2 separate regions of the Homo sapiens genome follow, and region 1 is linked to region 2. A link is a loop called in an ENCODE intact Hi-C map of the cell type or tissue named here. Cell type or tissue: psoas muscle. All regions are shown on one strand. Each heading gives the region's core, and the rest is flanking DNA. Links, peaks and the distances in the headings are about the cores only. Region 1 overlaps NCBP3 (nuclear cap binding subunit 3). Region 2 overlaps P2RX5 (purinergic receptor P2X 5).

What was found. Hi-C counts contacts between places; a loop is a spot of excess contacts. Peaks named below come from ENCODE experiments on the same cell type or tissue, not always from the same donor. Only the 100,000 strongest peaks of a DNase experiment are listed, where the experiment ranks them.
Region 1: a loop joins it to region 2, with 4 times the contacts of the local background. A loop is called at or near these places in 22 of 110 quality-filtered maps.

What each region holds. Positions count from the first base shown.
Region 1 is chr17:3,812,008-3,828,004 of GRCh38, reverse strand. It overlaps NCBP3 (nuclear cap binding subunit 3), which reads left to right. Exons shown (of 13, transcript NM_001114118.3): 5 at 1,790-1,918; 6 at 2,162-2,238; 7 at 2,955-3,063; 8 at 5,953-6,052; 9 at 6,653-6,756; 10 at 9,433-9,742; 11 at 11,735-11,889; 12 at 13,522-13,683; 13 at 14,726-15,997. The coding sequence ends at 14,961. Among named protein-coding and RNA genes, the nearest start is that of ITGAE, 19 kb to the right of the region's middle. RefSeq lists an enhancer at 14,610-15,115. In psoas muscle, for the core only: no CTCF peak of the experiment used is centred there; no DNase peak of the experiment used is centred there; H3K27ac peaks cover 1,275 bases.
Region 2 is chr17:3,674,488-3,690,484 of GRCh38, reverse strand. It overlaps P2RX5 (purinergic receptor P2X 5), which reads left to right. Exons shown (of 12, transcript NM_002561.4): 5 at 1-58; 6 at 335-415; 7 at 855-993; 8 at 1,726-1,859; 9 at 2,380-2,473; 10 at 8,507-8,589; 11 at 10,701-10,895. It overlaps P2RX5-TAX1BP3 (P2RX5-TAX1BP3 readthrough (NMD candidate)), which reads left to right. Exons shown (of 15, transcript NR_037928.1): 5 at 1-58; 6 at 335-415; 7 at 855-993; 8 at 1,726-1,859; 9 at 2,380-2,473; 10 at 8,507-8,589; 11 at 10,701-10,895. Among named protein-coding and RNA genes, the nearest start is that of P2RX5, 14 kb to the left of the region's middle. RefSeq lists an enhancer at 969-1,877. In psoas muscle, for the core only: a CTCF peak has its summit at 7,335 (motif pointing left); no DNase peak of the experiment used is centred there.

The sequences.
Region 1 (15,997 bases), core at 7,269-15,268, 130 kb before region 2:
AGAGGCAGCAGTGAGCCAAGATAGTGCCACTACACTCCAGCCTGGGCAACAGAGTGAGACTCCATCTCAAAAAGAAAGAAAAAACAAAAACAAAAGCAGGTGGTAGATGTGTGTAGTTTATTGTACATTAATTAAACCTAAATAAAGCTGGTACAAATGTAAATAAACAACAGGTGGTGGGCTAGATTTTGCTTGAGGGTTATAGTTTACTAACCCTGATTTAAGTCATTAAAACTGTGACTAAGGTATATTAGAATTGGAGGGACTCTCAGAATTACATAGTTCACCTACCTTGTATTATTTATCAGAACCTGAGAAACAGAGGAAGGAACATATTTGCCTCAGGCCACATGGCACATTAGTAACAGAAGTGAGAGCCTCAGAGCTTCATTTCCCAAACTGAGATATAGGGGACGCATAGTTTTGAGAAATACTCTTTTAAGTTTATTTTCCGTAAGATTTCTCAAAGCTCTTTTCTTGCTAAATTATCTTCCTTAAAGAGGCACATTAAATTAGTTGCTACAAAGCCAACTGGCTGTCATGCCTCCATTCTACATATCCCAGGGATACCTTCATCATCCACGTTTTCCAATGGGAATGATGAAGGGGGAATTCGTTTAGCATGTCCTGACAAGGAGCAGCAAAGGGCTTCCCTGTAGGGGGCGGTAGTGTAAAGGACAATCCAAACTTACTTGACAGTTATCAAGAACTGCTAATACTTACATATTGAGTGTTTAACTACCTGTGTTCTGTTCCAAGTAGTTTAAATATACACAACTCTTTTTCATGGAATACTTAAGTTATTTTGTGGAACCCAGTTTGGAAACGCAGCTCTAGGCTAATTTCATCAGAGAGATTTTACTACCCTTTTCTTTCTTTTCCCTCCCCTTCCCTTCCATCTTTTCCCTTCCCCCTTCCCCTTTCCCCCTACCCTTCCCCCTTCCCTTTTCCTTTCCGTTCCGTTCCATTCTGTTCCATTCCTTTTGTTTTTTCTTGACAGAGTCTCGCTCTGTCGCCCAGGCTGGAGTGCAGTGTGGCATCATCTCGGCTCACTGCAAGCTCTGCCTCCCGGGTTCACGCCATTCTGCCTCAGCCTCCCGAGTAGCTGGGACCACAGGCGCCCGCCACCACGCCCGGCTAATTTTTTGTATTTTTAGTAGAGACGGGGTTTCACCGTGTTAGCCAGGATGGTCTCGATCTCCTGACCTCGTGATCCGCCTGGCTCGGCCTCCCAAAGTGCTTTCTCTCTCTCTCTTTTTCTTTCTTTCATCTCTCTCTCTCCTTCCTTCCTTCCTTCCTTCCTTCCTTCTCTTTCTGTCTCTCTTTCTCTTTCTTTCTTTCTTTTTTATTTATTTTTAACTTTTCATTTCTTTTGAGACAAAGTCTCACCCTGTTACCCAGGCTGGAGTGCAGTGGTGTGACCTTGGCATACTGCAGCCTCAATATCCTAGGCTCAATCCATTCTCCCACCTCGGCCTCCCAAGTAGCTGGGACTACCGGCTCATGCCACCATGACTTTTGTATTTTTTTGTAGAGACAGGGTGTCACTATGTTGCCCAGGATGATCTCACTCCAAGCGAGTCTCCTGCCTTGGCCTCCCAAAGTACTGGGGTTATAGGTGTGAGTCACCATGCCTGGTCTATATTTCTCTTCATTAGTTGGTTTGTATATTTACTGATGATAATCTGTTGCTAGATGAGGCTGTAGTGATGAATGCGATGCAGAATCTGCTCTCAAGAAGCTTACCATTTCCATGCTGTGTAATGTCTTATTTTACATTTTATTTTAGGTAATGTAGTTTGGCTGGATGAAATGACAGCCACACGAGCACTTATCAATATGAGCTCCCTGCCTGCACAGGATAAGATCAGAAGCAGGGATGCCAGTGAGGACAAGTCAGCTGAGAAAAGGAAAAAAGGTAACAACACAAAGGAGGGAACTGGGGTCTGAAAGTCCTCTTCTTTACACAGTCCTGTTTCTGAGCAGAGCTCTATATAGCATCTCATCACCAAGTGTTTCTGAACTAATCTATGATGCTTGAGATCATCAGGAAATAGGAGAAAATACTGGACTTTTAAAATTATATGAGATAGTTCATCTTGTATCTCATTATATGAAATATTTTATCTTGTTTCATCTTGTCCTTCACATTCCATTTTAGACAAGCAGGAAGACAGTTCAGATGATGATGAAGCTGAAGAAGGAGAGGTTGAAGATGAGAACTCAAGTGATGTAGAGGTTAGTAATAGGGGAAAGATAGATGTAAAGTTATTGTAAAAAATTGCTCACTGTCTTTTTAACTTAAGCCTTAAAGACTTAGTTACGTTTTTTCTCTAGCTTTCACCATTAGACCTTCTGAGGGTGCACCAGGCTCTTGTCCTTTAAGTTAGTGTGGATATAGCGATTCACCTTGAAATCTTAGAATAGTGCTTATGCTTCTACAAAAAAAGAAAATAGTTTTATTGAGAAATACTTTGAAGTGTTATCTAATTAGTAAAATGAAGAAACAGCAAGTAATGGCATACTTCCTAATGGATTATGTACTGTTGTTAAAAATATTAACATGCATTCATTTAAAAAATATTTACTGAGTACCTATTATATACCATATTCTAAGTGCTAGGGATATAGCTTCAAGCAAAACAAAGTCCTGGCCCTCTCGGAGCCTGCATTCTAGTGGGGAGTGCAGAGGATACACTGATGCACAGATATCTCATACTGTGTCAGGTGGCAATGAGTGTTGTGAAAAGAGTAGGGGATAGAGAATGATGGAGACTGTTCTTTTAGACAAGGTGGGCAGGGGAAATCTCTGAGTTAGAAATTCTACAGCGGAACTAGTGCTATAATGCTTGTAAGTATTAAAGGTAGAATGCTTTTCTTAATGGTAGCTTTACTACTGAAGAAATATCAAAAGGACTTTAATTTTTATATTAAAAATACTCTTCTTTCTTAAGTTGGATACGTTGTCTCAGGTAGAAGAGGAGTCTTTGTTAAGAAACGATCTTCGTCCAGCTAACAAACTTGCTAAAGGAAATAGGTTATTCATGAGATTTGCTACAAAAGGTAAATGTAATATTTGGTATTGTTTTATATTTTCAATCAAAATGATTTATTATGGAGTGACATCCTTCTTTTTTGAATAGAAGTTAGATCAAGTAATCTCAAAGTTCCCTTCAAACTATAATATTCTGCGCTTATGAAATAATTGCTTGCCACCTGAGTTGGAATTTCTGACTTTAAAAGTGAATATTAACTATTTGTATATTTCTGTGACTTCTGGCTAAAGTTATTTTCTGTTGAAACTGGTTTGCCTCATATATTTTCAGCCAGTTACCATCTGAATTATGAAAACTTTCAAATGAAACTTTATTTATTACAGCAACGTCCTCCTGAACATTGCCAGTGTACCATTCGGTTCTAATTCCCTTCTCATAAGATTGTTTACACATGGTGACTTTTGGTGGGCATTTAAAAATGTGTGTGTATGTGTATATATGTATGTGTATGTATGTGTATATATGTATATGTATGTATGTATCGCGTGTATGTGTGTATGTATGCATGTGTATGTATGTATATGTATGTATGTGTATGTGTATATATGTATGTGTGTGTATGTATATGTGTGTGTATGTGTATGTGTGTGTGTATGTGTGTGTGTATGTATGTATGTATGTATATGTATTATACACATATACACATATTGGTTTTTTTAATCATTTGAGAGTTAGTTGAAGATAAAAACCCATCACCCCTAAATGTATTCCAAAGAATAAGAACATTGTTTTATACATAGCACACTTAACAAAATCAAGAAATTTAACATTAATACAGTACTGTTACCTAATCCGTAGTCGATTTTCAAATTTTGTCAGTTGTTCCAATAATGTCCTTTATATATTCCCCGCCCAGCCCCAGGTCTAGGATCCATCCAGGACTGAGTGTGTAAGTATGTAATGTTTCCTTAGTCCCCCTTAAGCTGAAACTACTTCTATCCTCCCATGTTTTCCAAGAATATAGGTTTACTATTTTATACAATGTCCCTCAGTTTGGGTTTGTCTGATGATTCCTCCTGATTGAATTTGGGTTGTGCATTTGAGACAGGCGTGCCACAGAAGCGATGTCATGTCATTTCCAGAGCATCATGTCAGGAGGCCCTGGATACTTACTCGTCCCAGTCCTAGGGACGTTCACTTTATTCACTTGGTTAAGGTAATCATCACTAGGTTTTTCCACTGTAAAGTTGCTATTCTTCCATTTGTAATTTAAAAATTGGTGGGCTGGCTGGTTACAGTGGCTCGTGCCTGTAATTGCAACACTTTGGGATGCTGAGGCAGAAGGATCACTTGAGCCCAGGAGTTCGAGACCAGGCTAGGCAACATAGCAAGACCTCATCCCTATTTTAAAAAATAAAAAAATGATTAAAATAAAAAATTGGTGGGCAGATACTTTGAGATCACGTAAATAGCCTCTTGCTCATCAGAGCTTCATGCCTTTCTGACTATGTCATTTCTTTACCAGTAGACAGGTGCTCTAAGGAAGAGCCTTCTGTTTTTACCTGTTTGTTTATTTACATCAGTTTAGAATCATGGATTCTTTATTCAGTGGGTTATCATCCATGGATATCAGTATTTAATTTTATTTATTTTTTTGTTTGTTTTGAGACGGAGTGTTGCTCTGTCACCAGGCTGGAGTGCAGTGGCGCGATCTTGGCTCACTGCAACCGCTGCCTCCCTGCAACCTCTGCCTCCCTGCAACCTCTGCCTCCTGGGTTCAAGCAATTCTCCTGTCTCAGCTTCCCTAGTAGCTGGGACTACAGGTGCATGCCACCATGCCCAGCTAATTTTTGTATTTTTAGTAGAGATGGGGTTCACCATGTTGGCCAGGATGGTCTCGATCTCTTGACCTTGTGATCCGCCCGCCTCAGCCTCCCAAAGTACTGGGATTACAGGCGTGAGCCATCGCGCCCAGCCTAATATCAGTATTTTAATTTACAAATTGTCTTGGATTTGGCCAGTAGAGCCCCTTCAAGCTGTTTTGACATACTCCATGATTCTTTAAGCACTTTCTTTCTTTATGGCACAACAAAACATCTTGCTTTTCCAGACTCATTTTGCATCTTACCTGCTCCACATCTGGAATCAGCCATTTCTCCAAGGAGCTGGTGGGCATGGTTTGAGGGGTTCGGGGGTTGGGGGCTATACATACTGGTTTGTGTTGTCACGTTTACCTACAGCCCTGGATATATTTACAGTGGTGTTTGTTCTTTACAGTCAGAGTGTCCAAGAACTGTGGAAGGTCTTTGTATTACTACTTTTGACAAAAATTTATGATGACTGACCACCTTTCTTTCCTGTTAACTGACATTTCAACTTGACAAATGTGATCTTTACCACATTTACTCATTTGAGTGGCTGAGTACATTCTACATGTATAGTATTATGCTGTTTTCTTTAAGCCATTTTGAGGAGCACAATAAACTGGAAAAATGATTTACCAAATATATGGAATTATATGTAGTCTGTTTCCTTAATCCTGATGCTGTGTTGTTGGCATGTGATCCTTCAGAAGTGAATATCATCTTTCATGGGGTGGCAAAAATGCCACTATTTTGAGAAAGTCTTTTTGATTCCTGGGTACCTGTAATGACCTAAAGCTCTTTTATGCCTTTTGGAACCTTGTATCTTGTATTGTTTATTTTTGTTTTCTCCATTAAGTCATCTGGCTCCAAACAGCAGTTTTAACCTCATTCGTCTCTGTATTTTGCTTTATCCCCTCTACACTGCATTGCTGTAGTGGGCACTCAGAGTGTGAATGTTGGTAGTGGATTTTTACTTTTTGTTGGCAAATTGCGCTGATCTGATTCCAGCTATGGAAAACATTAAAAAAAAAATTCAACATTGTCTTTACACTCACAGGAAATCCTAGGTAACTATTGTCATTAATTTTTAGATGACAAAAAGGAACTTGGAGCAGCCAGAAGAAGTCAGTATTACATGAAATATGGGAATCCAAATTATGGAGGCATGAAAGGAATTCTTAGCAATTCATGGTGAGTCCAAAACCTTCAAATGCAATAGTATTTGAGTTTTTCTTAATCCTTCAGTTGGTATTCCGTGGTGAAATGTCTAAACCCTGTGTAAACTGGAAGGAAAACAAGAGGGAAGAATTCAAGATTCTTAGATGTGGTAAATGATGGGGAATGCTGAATTGTAGTTACATTTAAAATATCTGTGTTAGTACCTAACATTGTGTCAACGTGTAGTTGAAATGAATTAGCGAGCCCAGACATGGTGGCTCACGCCTGTAATCCCAGCACTTTGGGAGGCCGAGGCCAGCAGATCACCTGAGGTCAGGAGTTCGAGACCAGCCTGGCCAACATGGTGAAACCCCGTCTCTACTAAAAATACAAAAATTAGCCATGCATGGTGGTGGGCGCCTGTAATCCCACCTACTCGGGAGGCTGAGGCAGGAGAATTGCTTGAACCCAAGAGGCAAAGGTTGCAGTGAGCTGAGATGGTGCCATTGCACTTCAGCCTGGGAGAGAGATTGAGACTCCATCACAAAAAAAAAAGAAAAGAGAAAGAAATAGTGGATTTCAAGGTCCTTCCTATCAGTTTTTGATTGTGTGCTTATTTTGGCATTCTTGCAGGAAGCGAAGATATCATTCCCGTCGTATTCAGCGGGACGTGATCAAGAAGAGAGCCCTGATTGGGGATGACGTTGGCTTGACGTCGTATAAACATCGACATTCTGGTAGTTGCCTGCTCAGCTCTTGGGTAGACACATGTTTGGCTCCTGAAATCATATTTTTATTCTTAATGCAATCTTTTAAGGTTCCAAACTTTATCATCCTCTCTTCCTTGCCCTCACCCTCTGCCAACATATAGGAAAGTAAGTCAAGTCACAATTAATTTTAAGTTGCCCAAAGAGGTCAAATGATTTTATAAAAGCTGTTCTATCAAAAAAGGCAAAATATGACATAGGAAAAATTAAAACAAAACTTTCCTTAGGATCCTAATTTTTCTACTATTAATATCAACAGCTGCATGAAAACAATTTTTTTTTTTTTTTTAAGACGGAGTCTCGCTCTGTCTCTCAGGCTGGAGTGCAATTGCTTGATCTCGGCTCACTGCAACTCTGCCTCCTGGATTCAAGCAATTCTCCTGCCTTAGCCTCCCGAGTAGCTGGGACTACAGGCATGCGCCACCATGCCCAGCTAACTTTTGTATTTTTAGTAGAGATGGGGTTTCACCATGTTGGCCAGGCTGGTCTCGAACTCCTGACCTTGTGTTCCACCCACTTTGGCCTCCCAGAGTGCTGGGATTACAGGTGTGAGCTACCGCGCCTAGCCAAAAACAATTTTTGAAATTATTTTATCAGATGAACTGATTGTATTGTTCTTTTTCTGTATTAAAAATAGGCTGCTGTGTTGAGTGCTTTGTGCTTGTTGGTTTGTGCATGTGAATGCCTCAGAAGAGTGGGATATCATGACTTGGGTTTCTTTCTCCTTTTTTTGGTGCTTATTGTAAAAGAACCATTTTATTTATGTTTTATAAAGAATTGTTCTTGTTTTGAGCCTAATCTATGGAATCTTCTACATGCCTAATAGAACTAGTCAAGTCAGCATACAAAATAACATATACACACATTTATCATTGTAATGGGGACAGAAAGGGATGAAGTCTAGATGTTTTATTTAATGTGTATATACAAAATTGTATATTTGAGATCTACATGTTAATAATACACATAGGATGGGAACAGTGGCTCACACCTATAATCCCAGCACTTTGGGAGGCCAAGGCAGGAGGATCACTTGAAACCAGGAGTTTGAGACCAGCCTGGGCAACATAGTGAGACCTTGTCGTTACAAAAAATTAAAAAATTAGCCAGACCAGGCATGATGGCACATACCTGTGGTCCCAGCTACTTGGGAGGCTGAGATTGCCTGAGCCTGGAAGGTCAAGGCTGCAGTGAGCCAAGATTGTGCCACTGTATTCCAACCTGGGCGACAGAGCAAGACTTTGTCTCAAAATAATAATAATAATACACATACTTTACTGTTACACAGTTACACTTTTCCAATTTGAGTTACTTTAAAATATTTTCATCATATACTTTTTATATCCATATTAAGGAAATTAAAAAGCAAATTGCCCCTATTTCTAGTACCCTGTATGATGACTGAGTTCATCTTACATTTTTCCCATTTGTTTTCATAATAAATAGTATAACTCTTGGGAACATGTACTTTATATTCTACTTCTTTCGTTTATTGTATTTTTCCATTTTCATTATTCATGGTGCTTATGTTCTATAAAGTCACTGTGAACACTGAAGTAGCAAATACTGAATCGTACATAGCCTCTGGCCACATCATTTTTGTCAGTTGATCAATATGTAACCTTGTTTTACATATGTTTCTCTCTTTTTTTTTTTTTTGAGACAGAGTCTTGCTCTGTTGCCCAGGCTGGAGTGCAGTGGCGCGATCTCGGCTCACTGCAACCTCCGCCTCCCGGGTTCACGCCATTCTCCTACCTCAGCCTCCCGAGTAGCTGGGACTACAAGCGCACACCACCATGCCCGGCTAATTTTTGTTGTATTTTTTAGTAGAGACAGGGTATTAGCATGTTAGCCAGGATGGTCTCGATTTCCTGACCTCGTGATCTGCCCACCTCGGCCTCCCAAAGTGCTGGGATTACAGGCGTGAGCCACCGCGCTGGGCCCATATGTTTCTCTTTAAGACACCTTATTTAAGACACATTGTTGATTCGTTAACATTGAGTTCACAGCCAGTAGCCCTATAACTCATGCCTGAATGCCTTACCTGATATGGTATTTTTCCACAAGGCACATCACAGCCCCCTTGCATCTAGGAACACTAGGCAGCACTTCGGCACGACACTCAGGGCCATTTTAAGCAGTGAAATCACTAGCAGCAGGCACAGAAGTGTGAAAAATGTGCCACTCGGTGGACTGAAACAGACGCTTGTTTACAGCATGAGATGAAACAGGAAGGTGGAGTGTTGCTTTGTTTGACCTCCACTGGGAGTGTGTGTGCCTGGTGACTCAGATTTTTTTGCCACTCTGTGCGTGCCAGCAAATGACCATGGAAGCATTGCACGTATTCATTTTGGAGTTACAAATAAATTTGGTAAATTTGCAAATACAAAATCTGTGAATAATAAAGGTCAGTTGTATTTTAAATGACTTTATGGTATTTGGTTAGGCTGCTGCATCATACTTTACCTAGCCATCCTCCTGTTGCAGTATCAGAGTAATGTCCATTTGGCACTATTATAGATAGTGCTCCAATAAAATGTCAGGGATGGGAACCCCACCTTTTAAAAAGGTCACCGATGTAGAGTAGAAAATCATACTTGTTAATTTTAGTGCTTTTCCTAATGTTTTCTGGTTAAATTTCTTCAGGGCTAGTGAATGTTCCCGAGGAACCCATTGAAGAGGAGGAAGAGGAGGAGGAGGAGGAAGAGGAAGAGGAAGAAGAAGACCAGGACATGGATGCAGATGACAGAGTGGTGGTAGAGTACCACGAGGAGCTCCCGGCTCTCAAGCAGCCCCGGGAGCGGAGCGCGTCTAGACGATCCAGTGCCAGCAGCTCAGACTCAGATGAAATGGACTATGATCTAGAACTGAAAATGATTTCCACGCCTTCACCAAAGAAAAGCATGAAAATGACTATGTATGCTGACGAAGTGGAATCTCAGTTGAAAAATATTAGGTAAAAATTTGTTTTATCAAAGCTAGCTTTTAATTTGATTTTAAATACTAGTATAACTTCTTAATTCCTCCTAATTTTATAATATCTTTTATCTATTCTGATTTCAGTCCCTTGTAGGAGTTTAATAAACGCATCCAGTATTTCCTCTATACAAGCAGTGATTCTTGTTATAAAAACAAAAGACAACATAGAAAGTGAAAATCATCTGTATTCCCATTCTTTCTCAACAATAACTACTGTTAGCAATTTGGCGAATAACCTTTCAGCTATTTGTGTGTGTGTGTGTGTGTGTGTGTATGGCACAGGGAAAAGCTGTAGATATATTTGTATAAAAGTATACTTTTTATAAAGATGAGGTTATGCTATTTATAGTTTTGCATTGTGCATTTTTCACTTAATATATTGTAGACATTATTTTTTTCAACTGTATATAGTCTGTTGTTTGAAAGTATCATGATTTATTTAACGAATTCCTTTTTGATGGACTTTAGGTTTCTATTTTCTTACAATTGCACTAACTCAATAAATTCCTCAAAGTCCAGTTATTACACAAAACAATATGTGTTTAAAAAGATGGTAAGTATTGCTTTATTTTTTTCCAGAAGGGTTTTTTGTGTGTTTTTATTTTTTTTTTGAGACGGAGTCTCGCTCTGTCACCCAGGCTGGAGTGCAGTGGCGCGATCTCGGCTCACTGCAAACTCCGCCTCCCAGGTTCACGCCATTCTCCTGCCTCAGCCTCCCGAGTAGCTGGGACTACAGGCGCCTGCCACTACTCCTGGCTAATTTTTTGTAATTTTAGTAGAGACGGGTTTCAGCATGTTGGCCAGGATGGTCTCAATCTCCTGACCTCGTGATCCACCTGCCTCAGCCTCCCAAAGTGCTGGGATTACAGGCATGAGCCACCATGCCCGGGCTCAGAAGGGTTTTAATCCCAGAAGGGTTTTAATCACTCACATTACCACCTGTTACCTACAAGCTCACCAGCCTTAGCTATTACCATTCTTTCTAATGCTAGCTAGTTTCATGAACAAAAAAAAAATAGTTATTTTAATGTGCATGTCTTTGATTACTACTAGGGGTGAGCAGATTCTGTGCAGGCAGAATCCACAGTTCTAAGGGTTAGAGTCTAGGGATGCTCTGTGTAACGTAGTATGTTTGTGGGGAGGGGAAAAGACCATTCAAGCTGATTTGTTTGTATGGCCTTGTTCACCACGTTCTTTTTTTTTTTGAGACGGAGTCTCGCTCTGTCGCCCAGCCTGGAGTGCAGTGGAGCGATAACACGATCTCGGCTCACTGCAAGCTCCGCCTTCTGGGTTCACAGCATTTTCCTGCCTCAGCCTCCCGGGGAGCTGGGAGTACAGGCCACCACGCCCAGCTAATTTTTTGTATTTTTAGTAGAGACTGGGTTTCACCATGTTAGCCAGGATGGTCTCGATCTCCTGACCTCGTGATCCGCCCGCCTCAGCTTCCCAAAGTGCTGGGATTACAGGCATGAGCCTGTTCACATTCTTATTTTTGGTTTTCAGAGAGCTTTCTGGTAGAGAATGCTGCCGGAACGGTGCTGGCACCTAGCATGATAGCATATCTCTTTGAAAGAGAAGTCTGCCCTTTAAAGAGAGAGACTGTAGACTATACTGTGTGTTGACTACAGCCACATCACAGCATGTGTAAGTGGAAGCCCCAATCTCTTTGTAGGCCTCTACTTAACGTTTGTCCCAGAAAAGGGGGACTTGTAGTTGTATGCTGTGTAATAGCACATACACATGTGGAAACCACCTTCGAAAACCTGCTCACCAGAACCAGTCTCTTTAGAGCAGGCAGATCATGGTTTCCATAAGCAAATAATTATAAGTTTATGGATTTGTAAGTGAATGTTGGCCATGTAAGACAGGATTTCTTAAATTGTTTCCTCCAAAGTATGAGATTGTTGTTTGGGTCTTGTCTCACAGTTGAAGTTGGTTAACTGTGCCCCATCCTACCCCCTTTTTAAAGGAACTCCATGAGGGCAGATAGTGTATCTTCAAGCAATATCAAAAACCGAATTGGTAACAAATTACCACCTGAGAAATTTGCAGATGTCCGACATCTATTAGATGAGAAACGTCAGCACTCCCGTCCACGGCCACCAGTCAGCAGTACTAAATCAGGTACTGTTCCTCACTTGGATTCCTGGCTGGATTCTGAGCTCCGGAAAGCAGACTGGGGCAGAGAGAGGTTCCTGAGTAAAACATGCGATGTGTGAACTGATTTAGCTGTCCTGGTTCATCATGTCTAAATTGTGGGCTAGGTGTTGGAAATTGAGGAAATGAAAAATAATCAGACTTCTGAAAAACTAGCTTTAAATGTTTTTATTCCAAATAATTACAGTTGTTCCTTGGTATGTCTGGGGGCTTGCTTCCAGGACCCCCTCCCCGCCCCCTACAGATACCAAAATCCATTGATGCTTAAGTCCCTTATATAAAGTGACATATTATCTGCATATAACCTACACACATCCTCTCATATACTTTAAGTCATCTCTAGATTATTTACAATACCTAATACGGTATAAATTCTTATCCTGTGTTGTGTAAAATTTGTATTATTTTTTGCTGTACTCTTATGTCTTACTTTTTTTCCACATGTATTCGATCAGCAGTTGGTTGAATCTATAGATGTGGAATCCATGGATGAGGAGGGCCAACCATATTTTCCTCTGTATGACACTGGTATACTTTATATACAAGAATAATAGAAATTAAGTTCGGTGGTTGTCTGAACAGTTAAGAGTTTGAACTAGATAATTTCTATGTTCAAACACTGATTCAGCAGGTCTTTAGCCGTACCTGCTATGTGCCAGACCCTGGTCTAGGTGCTAGGAATGTGAGAAGCCTTTGGAGGGGACGCAGAGCCGTCATAGATCTACTCGGGAAGTTGTGAAAGACTTCTTAGAGAAAGTAGCATTAGAGCCAGGCCTTGGAGAGGGTAGGATCTCTGTTGGCAAACCTGATTTTTTTACATGAGAAGTAACCTGATCTTACATCTATTTTAGAAAGACAACTTGAGGGTGGAGTGGGGTGGGGTAGAGAGTTAAAAAAGTAACAAGAGCCTGAACTAGGTCGGTGGAGACAGAATGGATAAAGAACAGGATAGTCTTGTGAAGGAAGACTCAGTGCTAGGAAGTGTTGGAGGAAAGGAGCTCAGGTCTCAGTGACCAGAGACCAGGGTGCTGCTCTCTGAGAGAAGCTAAAGTGAGAGGAGACCTCGGCACAGGGCCTCACCAACGAATGTGTTTCTGTTGTTGCTGTGGTGGTTAGGGGGAACTCAAGAGGACAGGCCGATTTCTGGGGGGATTGAGGGAAAAACACATTTGATCCTTTGCCTTTTCCAGTCTCTTTATATTTACTGGTTAAATGTAATAAGTTTATTGGGAACTACTTGTATGTTCAAAGATTGTGCCTTCCACTTTCCAGGAGCTCACAGGATTTTTTGTTCGCTGAAACTTTTGTAAATTACTTAGTCTTCTTGATTCTGCTTAAAGAAAAAAAAAAAAAGGTTGTTTCTTCAGAAATATAGTTCTGGAGTAATCAGTTGAGGATTTTTCCTCTGACAGCCCCTATGTCCGAATTTTCCTAAGGAAATCCAGACTGATTACAAAGGAAGAATACTTAGCAGCCTGATTGTCAGGCCCTGTGTCCTCGGGGCAGGGGTTAGCGCCAGATCCGTTAGAGGTGTCAGGCGGCTGGTGCCGAGCATAAAGCACACACACGGTCACTGGTGCACTTTTTCTCTTTTTTCAGATATACGCCAGCGGTTAGGAAAAAGACCACATTCTCCGGAAAAGGCTTTTAGTAGTAACCCCGTCGTTCGGAGAGAGCCCTCTTCTGATGTGCATAGTAGGCTAGGTGTTCCCAGGCAGGATAGTAAAGGCCTCTACGCCGATACTCGGGAGAAGAAATCAGGTTGGTAACACTTAAAACGGATGGGAATGGGGATTCAGTGAGAGCAGAGGACAGTGGGTGTATTGGAGAAATACTTTCTTAGCAGAAGGCAAGAAACAGCCCACGCCAAATATAAGTGATTATTCCTTTTCCATTATAGTTATCGTCAGCATCAGCATCAGCATCATCCCAACAGTTAGGAACGCTTAGAAAATAGAAAAAAATAGCACACTCCTGGCTCTTTCTGTTTGGCACAAATCTTTTTAGTTTCATGTGAGCTATTCTGGTCTTTGCCCACATACAAATCCTAGTTTTTTCATACAGCATTTTATCGTAGTTGTTTGCCACATTTTATAATCTTTATAAATAAAACTTTTAGGCCAGGCATAGCGGCTCAACACCTGTAATCCCAGCAATTTGGGAGGCCGAGACGGGGGGATCACTTGAGGTCAGGAGTTCGAGACCAGCCTAACCAACATGGTGAAACCCTGTCTCTACTAAAAACACAAAAATGAGCCGGGCGTGGTGGTGGGCGCCTGCACCACTGCACTTCAGCCTGGGCAACAGCAAGACCTTGTCTCAAAAACAAAAACAAAAACAACTTTGAATTGCCTTATAATGTGGCCGTCTACAAAATTCTAAACACGTATTTCTCTATTGTTAAATTTTCATAAAATATATTTCAAAAATTAATGGAAGGGATCTGGGAGTGGCCTACTTCTGGCAGAATGGATTGGCACACAGGGTGGTGTCTCAGCAGGGAAGGGCAGGAGTAGGAGGAAACGGCCTCTCAGGTGATTCTGATGTGTCTGGTGACAGGGAGGGACCTGACCTGTCCCCCCACGGTGAGAATCCCGTGCTGGGTCCAGACCCTTCCGTTTGCGGGCAGGGGCTGCGGCCCGGGAAATGAGATTTTGCCTGCCCAAGGCTGCACTGTGGTGGCAGGCTCCACAGACTGCTGGCGTTTCCTGCACAGCAGGTGTTGGCAGTGCTGCTGCCCCCTCAGTGCTACCCTGGTTCTTAGCGCTGACTGCGAAAGTGAAATGCCATCTCATCCAAACAGGTAATTTATGGACTCGCCTAGGATCTGCACCCAAGACCAAAGAAAAGAATACGAAGAAAGTGGATCACAGGGCGCCTGGCGCTGAGGAAGACGACTCTGAGCTGCAAAGGGCATGGGGGGCTCTGATTAAGGAGAAAGAGCAGTCTCGCCAAAAGAAGAGCCGGTTAGATAACTTACCATCTCTCCAGATTGAAGTTAGTCGGGAAAGCAGCTCTGGTTCAGAGGCAGAGTCCTGATGCCCCTGGGGCCTATGGCAGCTGCCCTAAAGCCTGACATTCTTGCACAGGGTGGGGCGCGCAGTAGGAACCTCCCCCGCAGGAGCTGGCGCCCTCTCGCTCCTGCTCACACAGTCACCCTCCGCTCTTGCTACTTCGGCAAGACATCTTAAGAATGTGACACATTTTCAAGGGCATCTCTATCTTTCGCTGCAGAGTTGTAGTTCTGGGCCCTCGATTCCTTTCCCACCACCCCACAGGCTTTACCCTTTGAGAAAAAGGCAGCCCTCCAGATTTTGTAGACATTTTTCTTAATATTTTTAACATTGTGTCTTTTAAAAGAAATGTTTTACACAGTTCATCCAAAGAGCAGAGAACTGAACTTCTCACTATTGCCTTGGCCCTGACAGCTGTTACCAGCACCCTTTTCCCAAGAAAAGTCAATTCCCAGGTGCTTATTGGACATCCTTCGAGGGGGAAGAGGAGGGAAGCGGCCAGCTCACCCTTCCGGGACCCTAGTGTGGGGCGAATCTCACGGACCTGACCTCAGAGGTGCACCAGTGCCGCCCAGGTAGATAAGAGCTGCAGCATTGACTGTGCTTCCGTTCTTCCCTCGGGGATTGCTCATGGCATGGGCCTCTTACGTGCTGTCAGCTTGATGTGAAGATCAAGTTCAGTGCTGTGGGATTTTTAGGAACAAAAAACTGTGACGTCTGGATTTGGGGTTGATTTTTGTGCTGGGGTGGGATTATGGGTCAATGTTGAAGAATTTTTAAGTCTGTATTATGTTTAAAACATGAATGATTTGAAAGTTTAAATTTTTAATTTTTATATGTGGAAATTCTTCCTGTTGGCTAAAGGGGAAGCTCAAGTGGTGTCGTCTTTTGTGCTGTTAAATATATATTCTATTCTTTGGAAGAAGGCAGAGAGAGGAGTCTTATTATTTTTAAATGCTCCTAGTTGTATAGTCTGTCTGTTGTACATAGAGTTCAGCTTGTTTTTTGGCTCCAGTAGGAAAAAAAATCCATCCATCTGAGATGGGGTCCTGTTGTTTATT
Region 2 (15,997 bases), core at 4,161-12,160:
CCAGGGGCACCTGTGAGATCTTTGCCTGGTGCCCGTTGGAGACAAGCTCCAGGCCGGAGTGAGTGGCTGCAGCCTCAGGACCCTGAGGGGTTTCCCAGCCCCGTGCGGTGGGTCCCAGCCTGAGGGTGGAGTCCTGCCCACTCTGGGAGCCTCACGCTGAGGGAGGAGTCAGGCTGTCCCAGCGAGGCCCGACGGCCTCCCCAGCATGAGCAAATTAACTGTCCTGGGCAGAGGCTCCAGGGGACCCAAGGAACAGGCCTCACACTGGCCCAGGCCTGGGGGAGGGGCACAGGGGTGGGGCCTCCTGGACAGGCTGTTCTGGGTTGGTTTTCAGGGAGCCATTCCTGAAGGAGGCCGAAGACTTCACCATTTTCATAAAGAACCACATCCGTTTCCCCAAATTCAACTTCTCCAAGTACGTGGGCTTGGCTACTGGGGGCCACGGGTGGGCCTTGGTCGATGAGGGGCCTTGGCTGGCCCTCCGTGGGTCTCTGCCTGGGGGTGTGTGTGCGCGCGTGTGTGCACGTGTGTGCGTGTGTTCGCGTGTGTGCGTGTGTGCGCGTGCATGTGTCTGTGTGCATGTGTGCGTGCGTTTGTGTGTGTGCGTGTGTTCGCGTGTGTGCGTGCGTGCACGCGTGTGTGCGTGTGTGTGTGATGTCTGCATGTGAGTGGGTGATGTCTGCATGTGAATAAACGGTGGGTGGTGCTGGGGCGCCCCTTCCCCTGCTGTAAAGTGGGGTGTTGCTGCGGGGAGCTGTCAGCACTCAGGTTGGTGAGGGACCGAGTGACTCCTGGCCAGGCCGGGAAACATCAAGTCTTACTTCATTTCTCGGCTGCCCATGGCCTCCACCCAGAAGCAATGTGATGGACGTCAAGGACAGATCTTTCCTGAAATCATGCCACTTTGGCCCCAAGAACCACTACTGCCCCATCTTCCGACTGGGCTCCGTGATCCGCTGGGCCGGGAGCGACTTCCAGGATATAGCCCTGGAGGTGGGTGGGGTGCACGCAGGGAGCCCTCCCTGAGGGCCTGGGGGCACTGGGCCTGGCTCTGTGACGAGGAGGGTGTGGACGGGGACTCGTGGGGCGAGGGTGGCCCTGCAAAGTCACCTGCCCCCAGGGACTCAGTGTTTTCAGAACTGGCTGTGGCACACAGGCAGGCCGTGGCAGCGGGCGAGGGTGGCCCTGCAAAGTCACCTGCCCCCAGGGACTCAGTGTTTTCAGAACTGGCTGTGGCACACAGGCAGGCCGTGGCAGCGGGCGAGGGTGGCCCTGCAAAGTCACCTGCCCCCAGGGACTCAGTGTTTTCAGAACTGGCTGTGGCACACAGGCAGGCTGTGGCAGCGCTCAGACCACGGGCAGTCAGTGAGAGCCAGACCTGGCACCTGCTGTGCGGTTCTGAGTCCTTGGGGCACCAGCCGAAGGTGAGGCAGAGGGACCCCCTTTGGCACATGCTGGCTGGAGTGTGAAGTGCCTGTCCAGAGAGGCCTACCCTGTGCGGCTCCCTTCTCCCTGAAGAACGAGGGAGGCAGCCCTGAGGCAGGGACGACGCAGTGTTCTCAGCCGCTCCATGGGGGGACTAAGCCTCCTGGAGGGTGGTCTCGAGGGGCTGACCTCGTGCCTGAGCACCTCCTCCTATTGTCCAGTGCCGGTGAAGGGCTGGCCTGGGATGCTGTCCGTCTCCGGAAAGCTGTGTGTGCTGACCCTCATCTCTCTTTTATCAAGGGTGGCGTGATAGGAATTAATATTGAATGGAACTGTGATCTTGATAAAGCTGCCTCTGAGTGCCACCCTCACTATTCTTTTAGCCGTCTGGACAATAAACTTTCAAAGTCTGTCTCCTCCGGGTACAACTTCAGGTAACCGCTGCCTTGTGCCCACTTGTGACCTGACCATGATCAGTGGCACTCACTCATCTGGGTGCCAGCACTATTGAGGCCCCTTCCTGGGGGTGGGTGTCAGAGCGGGAGGTGCAGGGACAGATGGCCCAGGAGAGGTGTGGACCCCAGCAGAGTGGCCAGCGACTGAAGCTGGGGGTGCCTCTGGGAGAGGAGAGCGCGTGTTCTTGCCTGTTTCTCTCCGTGAAGCCGAGTCTTGCGGCCTCTGCCGCATCCTTTCCATCCGCGCTTTGGCGACCCAAGGGTTGCTCAGAGTAGGGTGGGGAAGCCCTTGCTCCTCAGGGAATGTCTGGCAGGGATTTCAAATAGCTGGATGCCTCTTTGTTTTTGGCTCAGTGAGAAGGTCTGCAAGCCACTCCTGGGGCTGCTGAGAGTCAGGGTTCCGGGAGTCCTTCTAAGTCCCCAGAGCAGCCACATCAGTGCTGCCTAAAGAGGGAAGGCCAGGCAGGCTGAGGCCTCCCCTGGGCCCTGTCTCCCTCAGATTTGCCAGATATTACCGAGACGCAGCCGGGGTGGAGTTCCGCACCCTGATGAAAGCCTACGGGATCCGCTTTGACGTGATGGTGAACGGCAAGGTGCGTGTGCCTTCTCCTGTTCTGAGGCTGGGCGGGGGGCGGGGGCTGGGAGGGGGACGTTGGGAGGGTCCCTGGGGGCCCAGCTGTGTGTTCTCCTGTTCTGAGGCTGGGCGGGGGGCGGGGGACGTTGGGAGGGTCCCTGGGGGCCCAGCTGTGTGTTCTCCTGTTCTGAGGCTGGGCGGGGGGCGGGGGACGTTGGGAGGGTCCCTGGGGGCCCAGCTGTGTGTTCTCCTGTTCTCAGGCTGGGAGGGGGACGTTGGGAGGGTCCCTGGGGGTCCCGCTGTGCGTTCTCCTGTTCTGAGGCTGGGCGGGGGGCGGGGGACGTTGGGAGGGTCCCTGGGGGTCCCGCTGTGTGTTCTCCTGTTCTGAGGCTGGGCGGGGGGCGGGGGACGTTGGGAGGGTCCCTGGGGGCCCAGCTGTGTGTTCTCCTGTTCTCAGGCTGGGAGGGGGACGTTGGGAGGGTCCCTGGGGGCCCAGCTGTGTGTTCTCCTGTTCTGAGGCTGGGCGGGGGGCGGGGGACGTTGGGAGGGTCCCTGGGGGCCCAGCTGTGTGTTCTCCTGTTCTGAGGCTGGGCGGGGGGCGGGGGACGTTGGGAGGGTCCCTGGGGGCCCAGCTGTGTGTTCTCCTGTTCTCAGGCTGGGAGGGGGACGTTGGGAGGGTCCCTGGGGGTCCCGCTGTGCGTTCTCCTGTTCTGAGGCTGGGCGGGGGGCGGGGGACGTTGGGAGGGTCCCTGGGGGTCCCGCTGTGTGTTCTCCTGTTCTGAGGCTGGGCGGGGGGCGGGGGACGTTGGGAGGGTCCCTGGGGGCCCAGCTGTGTGTTCTCCTGTTCTCAGGCTGGGAGGGGGACGTTGGGAGGGTCCCTGGGGGCCCAGCTGTGTGTTCTCCTGTTCTGAGGCTGGGCGGGGGGCGGGGGACGTTGGGAGGGTCCCTGGGGGCCCAGCTGTGTGTTCTCCTGTTCTCAGGCTGGGAGGGGGACGTTGGGAGGGTCCCTGGGGGCCCAGCTGTGCGTTCTCCTGTTCTGAGGCTGGGCGGGGGGCGGGGGACGTTGGGAGGGTCCCTGGGGGCCCCGCTGTGTGTTCTCCTGTTCTGAGGCTGGGCGGGGGGCGGGGGACGTTGGGAGGGTCCCTGGGGGCCCCGCTGTGCGTTCTCCTGTTCTGAGGCTGGGCGGGGGGCGGGGGACGTTGGGAGGGTCCCTGGGGGCCCCGCTGTGCGTTCTCCTGTTCTGAGGCTGGGCGGGGGGCGGGGGACGTTGGGAGGGTCCCTGGGGGCCCAGCTGTGTGTTCTCCTGTTCTCAGGCTGGGAGGGGGACGTTGGGAGGGTCCCTGGGGGCCCAGCTGTGCGTTCTCCTGTTCTGAGGCTGGGCGGGGGGCGGGGGACGTTGGGAGGGTCCCTGGGGGCCCCGCTGTGTGTTCTCCTGTTCTGAGGCTGGGCGGGGGGCGGGGGACGTTGGGAGGGTCCCTGGGGGCCCCGCTGTGCGTTCTCCTGTTCTGAGGCTGGGCGGGGGGCGGGGGACGTTGGGAGGGTCCCTGGGGGCCCCGCTGTGCGTTCTCCTGTTCTGAGGCTGGGCGGGGGGCGGGGGACGTTGGGAGGGTCCCTGGGGGCCCCGCTGTGCGTTCTCCTGTTCTGAGGCTGGGCGGGGGGCGGGGGACGTTGGGAGGGTCCCTGGGGGCCCCGCTGTGCGTTCTCCTGTTCTCAGGCTGGGAGGGGGACGTTGGGAGGGTCCCTGGGGGCCCCGCTGTGTGTTCTCCTGTTCTGAGGCTGGGCGGGGGGCGGGGGACGTTGGGAGGGTCCCTGGGGGCCCCGCTGTGCGTTCTCCTGTTCTCAGGCTGGGAGGGGGACGTTGGGAGGGTCCCTGGGGGCCCCGCTGTGCGTTCTCCTGTTCTGAGGCTGGGCGGGGGGCGGGGGACGTTGGGAGGGTCCCTGGGGGCCCCGCTGTGCGTTCTCCTGTTCTGAGGCTGGGCGGGGGGCGGGGGACGTTGGGAGGGTCCCTGGGGGCCCCGCTGTGCGTTCTCCTGTTCTCAGGCTGGGAGGGGGACGTTGGGAGGGTCCCTGGGGGCCCCGCTGTGTGTTCTCCTGTTCTCAGGCTGGGCGGGGGGCGGGGGACGTTGGGAGGGTCCCTGGGGGCCCCGCTGTGCGTTCTCCTGTTCTGAGGCTGGGCGGGGGGGCGGGGGACGTTGGGAGGGTCCCTGGGGGCCCCGCTGTGTGTTCTCCTGTTCTCAGGCTGGGCGGGGGGCGGGGGACGTTGGGAGGGTCCCTGGGGGCCCCGCTGTGCGTTCTCCTGTTCTCAGGCTGGGAGGGGGACGTTGGGAGGGTCCCTGGGGGCCCCGCTGTGCGTTCTCCTGTTCTCAGGCTGGGAGGGGGACGCTGGGAGGGTCCCTGGGGGCCCCGCTGTCCAACCTGCCTCGCTCACTGGCCTTGTCTCTATCTTCCAGGCAGGGAAGTTCAGCATCATTCCCACCATCATCAACGTGGGCTCTGGGGTGGCGCTCATGGGTGCTGGGAGTACCTCCCCTCCCTCCCCGCGTCCCACCCTCTCCCCGGCGGCCGCACTGGCAGGGAGGGGGAGGCTGCTGTTCAGGAGGACCGTGTCCCAGTGCCCCCAGAAAGAACCAGAGCTGGCAAGATCAGAATAGGCGTGGGAAAAGAGGGCTTTCTGGGATTTCACGCTCTGCCAGCTGTCCTCAGGTAGCAGTGACAGCCCGAGTCTCTTTCCAGAGCCAGGGAGGCATGTGCTGGTAGCTCTGCAGCTGTGCATGGGTTTAGGTCAGTCCCCAGCCGAGGCGTGGCTGGGATATCCCTGGGATCCCAGGTGAGTCCCTGAACTTCTAAAGTCTCTATCTCTACTTCTGCTAAAAGAGGGCAGGATTAGGCCGGGCGCAGTGACTCACACCTGTAATCCCAGTGCTTTGGGAGGGTGAGGTGGCGGATCACCTGAGGTTGTGAGTTCGAGACCAGCCTGACCAACATGGAGAAACCCTGCCTCTACTAAAAATACAAAAATTAGCCAGGTGTGGTGGCACATGCTTGTAATCCCAGCTGCTCAGGAGGCTGAGGCAGGAGAATCGCTTGAACCCGGGAGGAGGAGGTTGCGGTGAGCCCAGATCACACAACTGCACCCCAGCCTGGACAACAAGAGCAAAACTCCATCTCCAAAAAAAAAAAAAAAAAAAAAAAAAAGGGGGCAGGATTAGGCTGCAGACAGTTTCTTAGCCTGGGTGCTGCTGACTTTTTGGGTGGGAGAATTCTGTGTTGTGGTCTTACACACATCCTTGGACATGCCCTTAAACATTCCACAATGCACAGAGGGCTGTGCTGGGTGTCGTAGGAGGTTTTTGTTTGTTTTCTATTTCATATTTCACACTTTTCTGGTCGATACTATATTTTCCCAGACCCTGAGGATGTTGATTTCAGAGACAGGGTTTTTGCTCTGTTGCCCAGGCTGGAGTGCAGTGGCATGATCATGGCTCACTGCAGTCTTGAACTCCTGGGCTCAAGCGATCCTCCCACCTCAGCCTCCCCACTAGCCAGGGCTGCAGGTGCACCACCACCTGTGGCTAATTTTTAAATTTTTTGTAGAAATGGGGTCTCACTATGTTGGCCAGGCTGATCTTGAACCCCTGGGCTCAGGCAATCCTCCGGCATTGGCCTCCCCAAGTGCTGGGATTATGGGCGTGAGCCACCGCGCCCAGCCCATTGTAGGATGTTTAAGAGCATTCCCGGTTTCTACCCACTAGATGTTAGGGGCACCCTCCCCTGCAGTTGTGATGGAGCAAAATCCCAGCTGGCTGAGAACCACCCGACTGAAAGGCTGAGAGGCAGGGAAGGCAGCCCTGTGACTCTTCCTTAGAGGTGGCCCTTCAGTGGGGCCGGGAGCGGCTCACAGGGGAGGAGACACAGGGACTGAGGGCAGGGAAAGGCGTCCTGAGTCTACACTGCCCCGTGGTCCTTCTGGAGTTTTTGAGAGCCATGGGAGTGGTCAGTGCCCATCCCGGCAGGTCCCTTTCCCAGGTTTCTGGCAGCCTCTTCCCTCATTCCTCTCCCTGTGCACACAAGACAGCCCCACTGGAGGAGTCCATTGGGACCCAGGGGTGACTTTTGTTAAAACCTGGAAAATTGTGTCCCATACCAGGACCACGTTCCTGGGAGGGGGTCAAGAAAAGTGAGCTCCACATGGATCCCTACCTGCAGACAGTCACTGGGAGGGTCCTGGATGTTTGCGCCTGTTACTTTCTTACAGAAGGCCCACCTTCAGCTATCACTTTTCTTTTTTTTTTTTTTTTTTTGAGACGGAGTCTCACTCTGTCGCCCAGGCTGGAGTGCAATGGCATGATCTTGGCTCACTGCAGCCTCTGCCTCCCAGGCTCAAGCAATTCTTCTGCCTCAGCCTCCTGAGTAGCTGGGATTACAGGCGTGCGCCACCGCGCCCGGTTAATTTTCGTATTTTTGTAGAGACAGGGTTTCACCATGTTGGCCAGGCTGGTCTCCAACTCCTGACCTCAGGTGATCCGCCCACCTCGGCCTCCCAGTGCTGGGATCACAGGCGTGAGCCACTGCGCCCAGCCCATTCATCACTTTCTTGTGATGTGGGTAAAATCAGAGCACCCTCTGGGGACAGACCTGTGAACTGGAAGTAATGGCGCAGGAAGAGGTGGTGGTCAAGGTTAGGTTTGGGGTTGGTCTCTGGGGAGCAGCGAATTGGTAAGCAACATTTTTGGCATCTAGGGGATGGATGTGCAGCACCCAGGGTCAGGGGACCAAGATTCCTTGTTGGCCCCTCCACCAACCCTTCCCACCTCCACTCTCCTCTATCATTCAGGCCCCAACCCTGCCCTGTGCTGTGGGTGGAGTCTCCCTCTGCTGGAGGAGAGGGGCAATTGCATCGCTCTGGTCCGTAGGGCACGTTTTGGGTGTGAGGGGCTGAGCTGGGGTCGTCCACCTCATCATCTTCCTTTTTTGTTTGTTTTTGCTTTTGTTTTTGTCTCTTTTGAGATGGAGTTTTGCTCTTGTTGCCCAGGCTGGAGTGCAGTGGTGCGATCTTGGCTCACTGCAACCTCCACCTCCCGAGTTCAGGCGATTTTCCTGCCTCAGCGTCCTGAGTAGCTGGGATTACAGACACCCGCCACCACGCCCAGCTAATTTTTGTATTTTTTAGTAGAGACAGGGTTTCACCATGTTGGCCAGGCTGGTCTCGAACTCCTGGCCTCAGGTGATCCGCCTGACTCGGCTTCCCAAAGTGCTGGGATTACAGGCGTGAGCCACTGCACCTGGCACCCATCATCTTTCTTTGACTAGCACCATAGCGTCCTTGTTGGTTAGAACCCTTCCAACCTATCTCACACTGACTACCACAGGGATCTTTCTAAATGCCAAAATTCGGGCTGTGGTGCCTCCGCCTCACCTAAAGGATGAGGACCAATGCCTCGGAAACATTCTAAGAAGCCTAACAGGCCAGTCCCCATCCCCTTCTCCAGAAGCGCATCTCCCTCTTCCCGCACAGGCCCTGCGGCATTTCCCAGATGTGACAGGCTTGTTCCTCCCTCCGTAATGTCCTTCCACCTCTTTGTCTTGTATAAACTCCTCTTTAGTCCTTAAGGACTGAATAGGGACCCTCCCCAGGCTGAGTGAAGTCCTATGTGGGTCGTCATCGACACGCCTGTCTCCTGCACCAGAGGGAGAGTCCCCAGGAGGTCTCTCTTGTCCAGATCCTCTCCGTACTTCGGTGCAGACACTGGCACGTGCTGGGTGCCCAGCAAATGTGTTGAAGGAACGATTGGATGGGGTCCGGGTGGTGCGGGGTCGGGGAGTGCCTGGCCTGTGGGATCGGGGGAGCTCCAGTCCAGCTTGAGCTCCACCATGGACCAGCTCTGTGGTGTCGGACAAGGGTGCCCCTTGCTGAGCCCAGTTTCCTCATCTGTTAAATGGGGACAGTGATGCCACCTTTAGGGGCTGTTGCAGGATGGAAGGGGCAAAGTGCCCTAAATGAACAGTGCTCTCAGAGGTCTAGGATTCTGAATCAGGAACCCCTGTTTTGCAGGGTGCTTTCTTCTGCGACCTGGTACTCATCTACCTCATCAAAAAGAGAGAGTTTTACCGTGACAAGAAGTACGAGGAAGTGAGGTCAGTTCCGCTTCCAGGCCGGCGGCCCGAGGGCAGCCCTGTGGAGCACCCCCGTGGCTTCGAGCCTTTGCCCTGATGTGATATTGATGGCTGGGGTGGGAGGCAGGGGCTGGAGGGCCCGGGGAGGAGAAGTGTTCTGAGTACATGCTCTACAGAACCGGATTCGGCCTCGGCAGCAGTGGGAGGAGAGGGCGCTGTGGGCCACAGGGCGGGAGACGGAGTTCACAGGCTCCGCCTGATTCTGGACAAGTCCCAGGCCTCCCCGGGCCTCGGTTTCTCTATCTGGGAGATGAGAGAGTTGGTTTACCAATCGAGTGGTGTCTGCAGCACTTCTGTTTTGGGATTCTTGGACTTGGTGGTCCTGGTGCGCCGGGGCTGAGGGAAGCTGGAGTAGTAAAGGAAAGAAAAGCGGATATTTTCTTCCATGCAGAGGCTGTTTCCGGAGTTTCCTGGGCCCTGGGTTCGGTGGGGTGTGCGTGTTCACAGCGGCAGAGCACAGCGTGGGTGGGGAACCCTGATGACTGTGGGAGGGCGGGAAGGGGAAGGGGCTGTGGCTTCGGCCTTTGGGGAAGGCCTTCTGGAGAAGCAGGGATCAGAATGGGAATTGGGACAGACACCTTAGTACTCCCTCAGCACCCCCACAGCCTGGGACAGTGGGTGCAGGGTCTGCCTGGGTCATTCGCCTTACTGCACTCCAGCTATGGCCTGAACCCCAGCCCTGGGTTATAGCCGTGCGCCCTGACCCTGGCCACAGGCTGAACCCCAACCACAGTCCTGACTGTGCTGCTGAAGGAAGCAGGGTAGAGGAAGCCGGGTGGAGGACGCTGGGTGGAGGATGCAGGGTGGAGGACGCTGGGTGGAGGACGCAGGGTGGAGGATGCAGGGTGGAGGATGCAGGGTGGAGGACACTGGGTGGAGGATGCAGGGTGGAGGACGCTGGGTGGAGGACGCAGGGTGGAGGATGCAGGGTGGAGGATGCAGGGTGGAGGACGCTGGGTGGAGGATGCAGGGTGGAGGACACTGGGTGGAGGACTCAGGGTGGAGGATGCAGGGTGGAGGACGCTGGGTGGAGGATGCAGGGTGGAGGATGCAGGGTGGAGGATGCAGGGTGGAGGACACTGGGTGGAGGATGCAGGGTGGAGGACGCTGGGTGGAGGACGCAGGGTGGAGGATGCAGGGTGGAGGATGCAGGGTGGAGGACCCAGGATGGAGGAAGCAGGGTGGTGGCCTGCAGGGTGGAGGACCCAGGATGGAGGAAGCAGGGTGGTGGCCTGCAGGGTGGAGGACCCAGGATGGAGGAAGCAGGGTAGAGGAAGCCGGGTGGAGGAAGCAGGGTGGAGGACGCCGGGTGGAGGACGCTGGGTGGAGGACGCAGGGTGGAGGATGCAGGGTGGAGGACACTGGGTGGAGGATGCAGGGTGGAGGACACTGGGTGGAGGACTCAGGGTGGAGGATGCAGGGTGGAGGATGCAGGGTGGAGGACGCTGGGTGGAGGATGCAGGGTGGAGGATGCAGGGTGGAGGACGCAGGGTGGAGGACACTGGGTGGAGGACGCAGGGTGGAGGATGCAGGGTGGAGGATGCAGGGTGGAGGACACTGGGTGGAGGATGCAGGGTGGAGGACACTGGGTGGAGGATGCAGGGTGGAGGACGCTGGGTGGAGGACGCAGGGTGGAGGATGCAGGGTGGAGGATGCAGGGTGGAGGACGCAGGGTGGAGGATGCAGGGTGGAGGACACCGGATGGAGGACTCAGGGTGGAGGATGCAGGGTGGAGGATGCAGGGTGGAGGACGCTGGGTGGAGGACGTAGGATGGAGGAAGCCAGGTGGAGGATGCAGGGTGGAGGATGTAGGGTGGAGGGAGCTGGGTGGAGGACTCAGGGTGGAGGACGCCACGTGGAGGAAGCAGGGTGGAGGACTCAGGGTGGAGAGAGCAGGGTGGAGGATGCAGGGTGGAGGGAGCCGCATGGAGGAAGCAGGGTGGAGGACACCGGCTGGAGGAAGCAGGGTGGCGGCCTGCAGGGCGAGGGATTCTTCAAGGCCCACTCCGCCCGTCTAGGAGGGGAGGCACCCTGCAGGGCCGTCCCAGGTGAACAGCTTGTATCTTGTCCAGGGGCCTAGAAGACAGTTCCCAGGAGGCCGAGGACGAGGCATCGGGGCTGGGGCTATCTGAGCAGCTCACATCTGGGCCAGGGCTGCTGGGGATGCCGGAGCAGCAGGAGCTGCAGGAGCCACCCGAGGCGAAGCGTGGAAGCAGCAGTCAGAAGGGGAACGGATCTGTGTGCCCACAGCTCCTGGAGCCCCACAGGTGAGGCCACTGCTAGGCAGAGAGCCCGACAGCTGGGTCCTGCAGAGAGGGGTCCCCAGTTGGGGCTTCTCATGCCTGGCAGCTCCAGCGGACCCCTCTGCTCTGGTGTGAGCTGGCCACAAGGCAGGACATCTAGGAACTGGGAGAGCCTCTGTGGGAAGGGGCTGGTGCTTTACCCCGCAAGGTCCCCCTTAGCTCCCGAGACCCTGGATGGCCATGGGTGCCTGCTGTGCCATGCCGGCGCTCAGATGATAACAGCGCGCTGCTCCACAGCACTGACTCTCTGCCTGGAACCCCTCTGTACTCTCCGTATTTGTTAACTCATGTAAGCAACTGAATCAGATAGACACCGATCTTCCCCATTTTACAAATGAGGAAGCTGAGGCACAGAAAGGCTCGGTAATTTGCTCAAGTCACACAGCCGGTGAATGGCAGCGCTGAGATTTGAATCCCGGCAGTGTCTGTAGGATGAGGTTCTCCTGAGTTACTCTGCCTTTGCCGAACGTCTCTGTGCTCAGATGACCCCCCCTCAGCCCCTCTTCTGTGTGCGATTCTGGGGCTGCCCCGGCCTCAGGAGGGTGCTGGCCGTGCTGCCAGGGGGGTCCTTGGGCCGCGATTCCTGGGGGCGCTGGCTTCTCTGCAGACGAGGCTCAGCCTGCGTGGGGAGGGCGTCTGGCTGGGTGGGGGACCTGTCTCGGGCCTGCTCTGCGTCTGCCTTGCAGAGTACCTGTGCGGTGAGCAGGTGCCTGGCCCTTTCTGTGCCTTGTTTTCCCTTTTTTCCCCTCCCAGTGGGGGCTGGACACCTCCTGCTGTCAGACTGGGGTTCTGTGACTCTCTTGCAAACCACACCCCAGGTACTCACTGACCTTGGTGGCCTTTCTCCTGGCCCAGCTTTCATTCCTTGCTGACTCAGGAATTGGCAGCGTTCAGCTGGGAGCTGGGCCTGGGCAGGGAAGGAGCAAGAAATAGACTGGGCTGGAGAAGAGTGAGGAGAGAGAGAGGCAGGGGCTGCAGCAGTGGGGCAAGGAGGCTGGAGGCTAGGGGTCCGTATGGGGTAGACCCAGAGCCTGGCAGCCCTCCTGTGCTCCCTGAGCTGACTCTTACTTCCTGGGTGCTCACTTGAGCTCCCATTCTGAGCAAGCGGGAAGCCCGACGGCCTGGCTTGTCTTGGCTGAGCCTCGCTGAGGCTTGTGGGAGGCTGTGGACTCACAGGCCCACGCTCCAGCTGCCACCGCAATTGCTGCTACTCCTTGCCGGGGCAACTCCAGAGGCTTCTGCCTGAGCATCTATGCGTGCTGGGCTTCCGCAGGAACCCTGGCAGGCTGTGCTCTCTCTGAATGCTCTGCCTGCCTGCAGTGCTGCCAGGAGCGTTGCTGCCTCTGGTGAGGCTGGCCCACCCACCGGCTCCCGACAGTCCTCTCTGCCCTGTGCGCCCCCTCCCGCCCACACACAGGTCTGGCCATTTGCAGAATGCACAGGTGAATTTGGAGCAGCTGCAGACAGTGGAGATGTAGCCAGGGCTGCTGGCTACCAGCAGTGTCGCTGAAAACTTTGGGGCCAGAACAACCCGCAGCTCTGAACTGGGTAGAGGAGTCTGTGCCTGCATGAGACAGGGGCTTCCAGGCACAGCCATCTCTCCTGAACTTTGGGATCTTGCTGCAAGCTTTTTGCTGAGTGAGGAGGGGAGCCTCCCAATGGTCAGAGGGGCTCGGACCTAGAAGAGGAGTCCCTGGAGCAGGTGTCCAGGGAAAGGGACAGGCCAGGGTGCTGAGCGGAAGTGGAGTGTTTGGATTTTCCCTCAACCTGGCTGCACCTTCACTCATTCATATGAGCTGTAAACATGTATTGACGCATGCTGTGTGCTGGGCCCACCAAGAGGTGCTTAAATGAGATGCTGACCTAACCTCAGGGAGAGGGGCCCGCGTGTAATTCCTCCAAAGCCAACAGAGACATCACAGCCAGGCCCAGCCACTCCAGCTGGCCTTCCTCTAGCCTCTAGCAGGGTTTCCGAAATCCCTGCCGAGAATGATGGTTGCTCAGAGAAAGCTCTTGGACAACACCCAAGGGGACATTTGGGCTTGCCCCAAGGATAAAATTTAAAGGTGGCCATGGAGGCAACCAGGAAAGGACTGGAGCAGTCAGGAGGCAGCTGGCTCTTAGTGGGGAAGCCAGCTCCTGGGGAGTCTAGGTAAGATGGGGAAGGGGAGGCAAGAGGCCTCTGCTCCATCTGACTCCACCAGCCTCGGGACGCCCGGGGAATATGGACCTGCCCAGATGGGAGATACAGTCGCCTTGACCCTGCCGAGCTCCTGCCCTCCCCACCCCTCCTCAGAGGCTGGGCCTGAAGTGCTAATGAGATCAAGGATGGCGCCACTCAGCAGGTGTAAACGGGCTGAGTTAGGGAGGCCCTCATTCCCCTCCCTCCGTCCCCACCTGTCTTATGCCACGGCCACACCCACCTACCGCACCCTCAGCTGCTCTCTGCCTCCATCGCTGTAGGGCCTTGCTTTTTATTTATTTATTTTTTTGAAATAGAGTCTCGCTCTGTCACCCAGGCTGGAGTGCAGTGGCGTGATCTTGGCTTACTGGAACCTCCGCCTCCCAGGTTCAATCGATTCTCCTGTCTCAGCCTCCTAAGTAGCTGGGATTACAGGTGCCCACCACCATGCCCGGCTAATTTTTGTAGTTTTAGCAGAGATGGGGTTTCACCATGTTGGCCAGGCTGGTCTCCAACTCCTGACTTCAGGTGATCCGCCAGCCTTGGCCTCCCAAAGTGCTGGGATTACATGCGTGAGCCACCAAACCCGGCCAAGCCTTGCTATTTAAAGTGGGGTCCAGGGACCGGAGCCTGCTAGAAATGCAGGTCCCAGCTCCCCCGCCCCCCACCCAAATCAGAACCTGTGTTTCAACAAGATTCCAAGGTGATCTGTGTGCACAGTGACATTTAAGAAGCCCTGGTTCTCAGGGGAAAAAGGCCAGCTTTGGTGGATGGAGCCAATTTCTAGGTCAGACTTACACGCATGCTGCCTAGAGACCAAGAGGCTTCCTCCCCCACCCTGAAAGCAGCAGTATGCTCAGCTGATTTAAGTTACAATATTTTGACTGGGTAATACTTACATGATTCAAAGTTTAGAAGGTGCAAAGGATAGTCAGTGAAAAGCAACCTCCGTCCTCCCGGTTCCCCAGAGGCAGCCAGTGTTACTAATGCAGGAGGCTCCCTGATTTTGCCGAAAACTCGTGTGGTTTCTTACACATTCACTCAGGTAATGAACTTCTCCTGACGCTGGCGCTTAAGACCCAGTCTCCCCTGTCAAAAATGGACATGAAGTACGTTTCGATGTTGGGCTTGGGAGCTGACTAGCTCTCTTCTCCTACCCCGTTGTATGTGAGTTGTCTCCCCGTAAACCCAAGGTGAGAAACCTGGAGCTCAGCCCTCGCCATTGCCCGAGCCACCTGGCAGAAAAGTGCTCCAGCGCCGCCCTCACTCAACCAGTCCCAGTGCTGTCTGGGCGGCTCCCTGGAAGCATCCTCTTTGGAGGGGTTCTCTCTGCACACAGAAAGGCGGGGGTGGTGAGAGCATCCCTCCACTGAGGCTTTGGAGAGGGATGTCAGGGGCCCAGGGACATGGTCTCCAGAACAGGAACCCTCCTAGAGCAAAGCAACTTCCTCGCTTTGGGTTTTCTGGGAAGGGAACCTGCAACAAGCCTATACTGCTCTCTGATTAGAAAGTAAAGATCCAGGCTGGGCGCAGTGGCTCACACCTGTAATCCCAGCACTTTGGGAGGCCGAGGCGGGTGGATCACGAGGTCAGGAGTTCGAGACCAGCCTGGCCAATATGGCAAAACCCCATCTCTACTAAAAATACAAAAATTAGCCGGGCATGGTGTCCACATGCCTGTAGTCCCAGCTACTCGGGAGGCGGAGGCAGGAGAATCGCTTGAACCTGGGAGGCAGAGGTTGCAGTGAGCTGAGATCATACCACTGCACTCTGGCCTGGGCGACAGTGAGACTCAGTCTCAAAAAAAAAAAAAGAAAGTGAAGATCCAGGTGATCCACTTAGGTGTGTCACTTCTTCACTGACGCAAAGCCTTGCATTTTTATAACTTGGTGACTTTTAGGTTTGGGAGGAAGCAAAAAAGGCAGGGGTCATGGCTGCTGATTTTAACCAGACTTCGAAATGGCTGGCAGAAGCCACAGAACCTGAGGATAGTCATACTATTTGTTTCATATTGCAACAAAAATGTCTTCCTAGCCGGGCACGGTGGCTCACGCCTGTAATCCTAGCACTTTGGGAGGCCGAGGCGGGCAGATTGCCTGAGTTCAGGAGTTTGAGAACAGCCTGGGCAACATGGTGAAACCCTGTCTCTACTAAAATACAAAAAAATAGCTGGGCGTGGCGGCGTGCACTTGTAGTCCCAGCTACTCAGGAGGCTGAGGCAGGAGAATTGCTTGAACCCGGGAGACGGAGGTTGCAGTGATCCAAGATCGTGCCACTGCACTCCAGCCTGGGCGACGGAGCGAGACTCCGTCTCTAGAAAAAGGAAAATGTCTTCCTACAGTTAGTCATTCCTTCAGCCAGGAAATATTTATGGAGTCCCTGTGACATGTCAGGTGTTGGACCAGATGCTGCTGAGACAGAGATGAGCAACACAGACACGATCCCTGCCCCCGAGGGTTTCCAGTCTAATGGGGCATTGAACCCTTACCAAATGATCACACCCGTCATCACAGACGGAATGGGGTGTCGGAGAGGTCAGCGAGTAGTAGCCAGAGAAGGTTTCCCCAAGGAAGTGACCTATGAGTTGAAATCTGAAAGGTTATAGCAGCCTAACTAGGTGAGGGGGAAGCATTCCAGGTAAGAGAAGCACAGGTGTGAAGAGACGCTTTGATATGGGAAGGAGCAACGGAGAACCTGGGTGAAGGCGGCAGACAGGAGCCAGGTTTGGTGAGGCTTTTGTTTAATGAAGTTGACGGTCTTTAGCTGCAAGGTTGCCCCTTTAGACTTTGCTTCCTTAGAGGATTTAACCTCATTGTTTCTTCAAGGCCGGCCAAGCCTTCCAGTGACCTCTTGACTGCCCATCAGGGGCCCCGTGCTCAGAAGA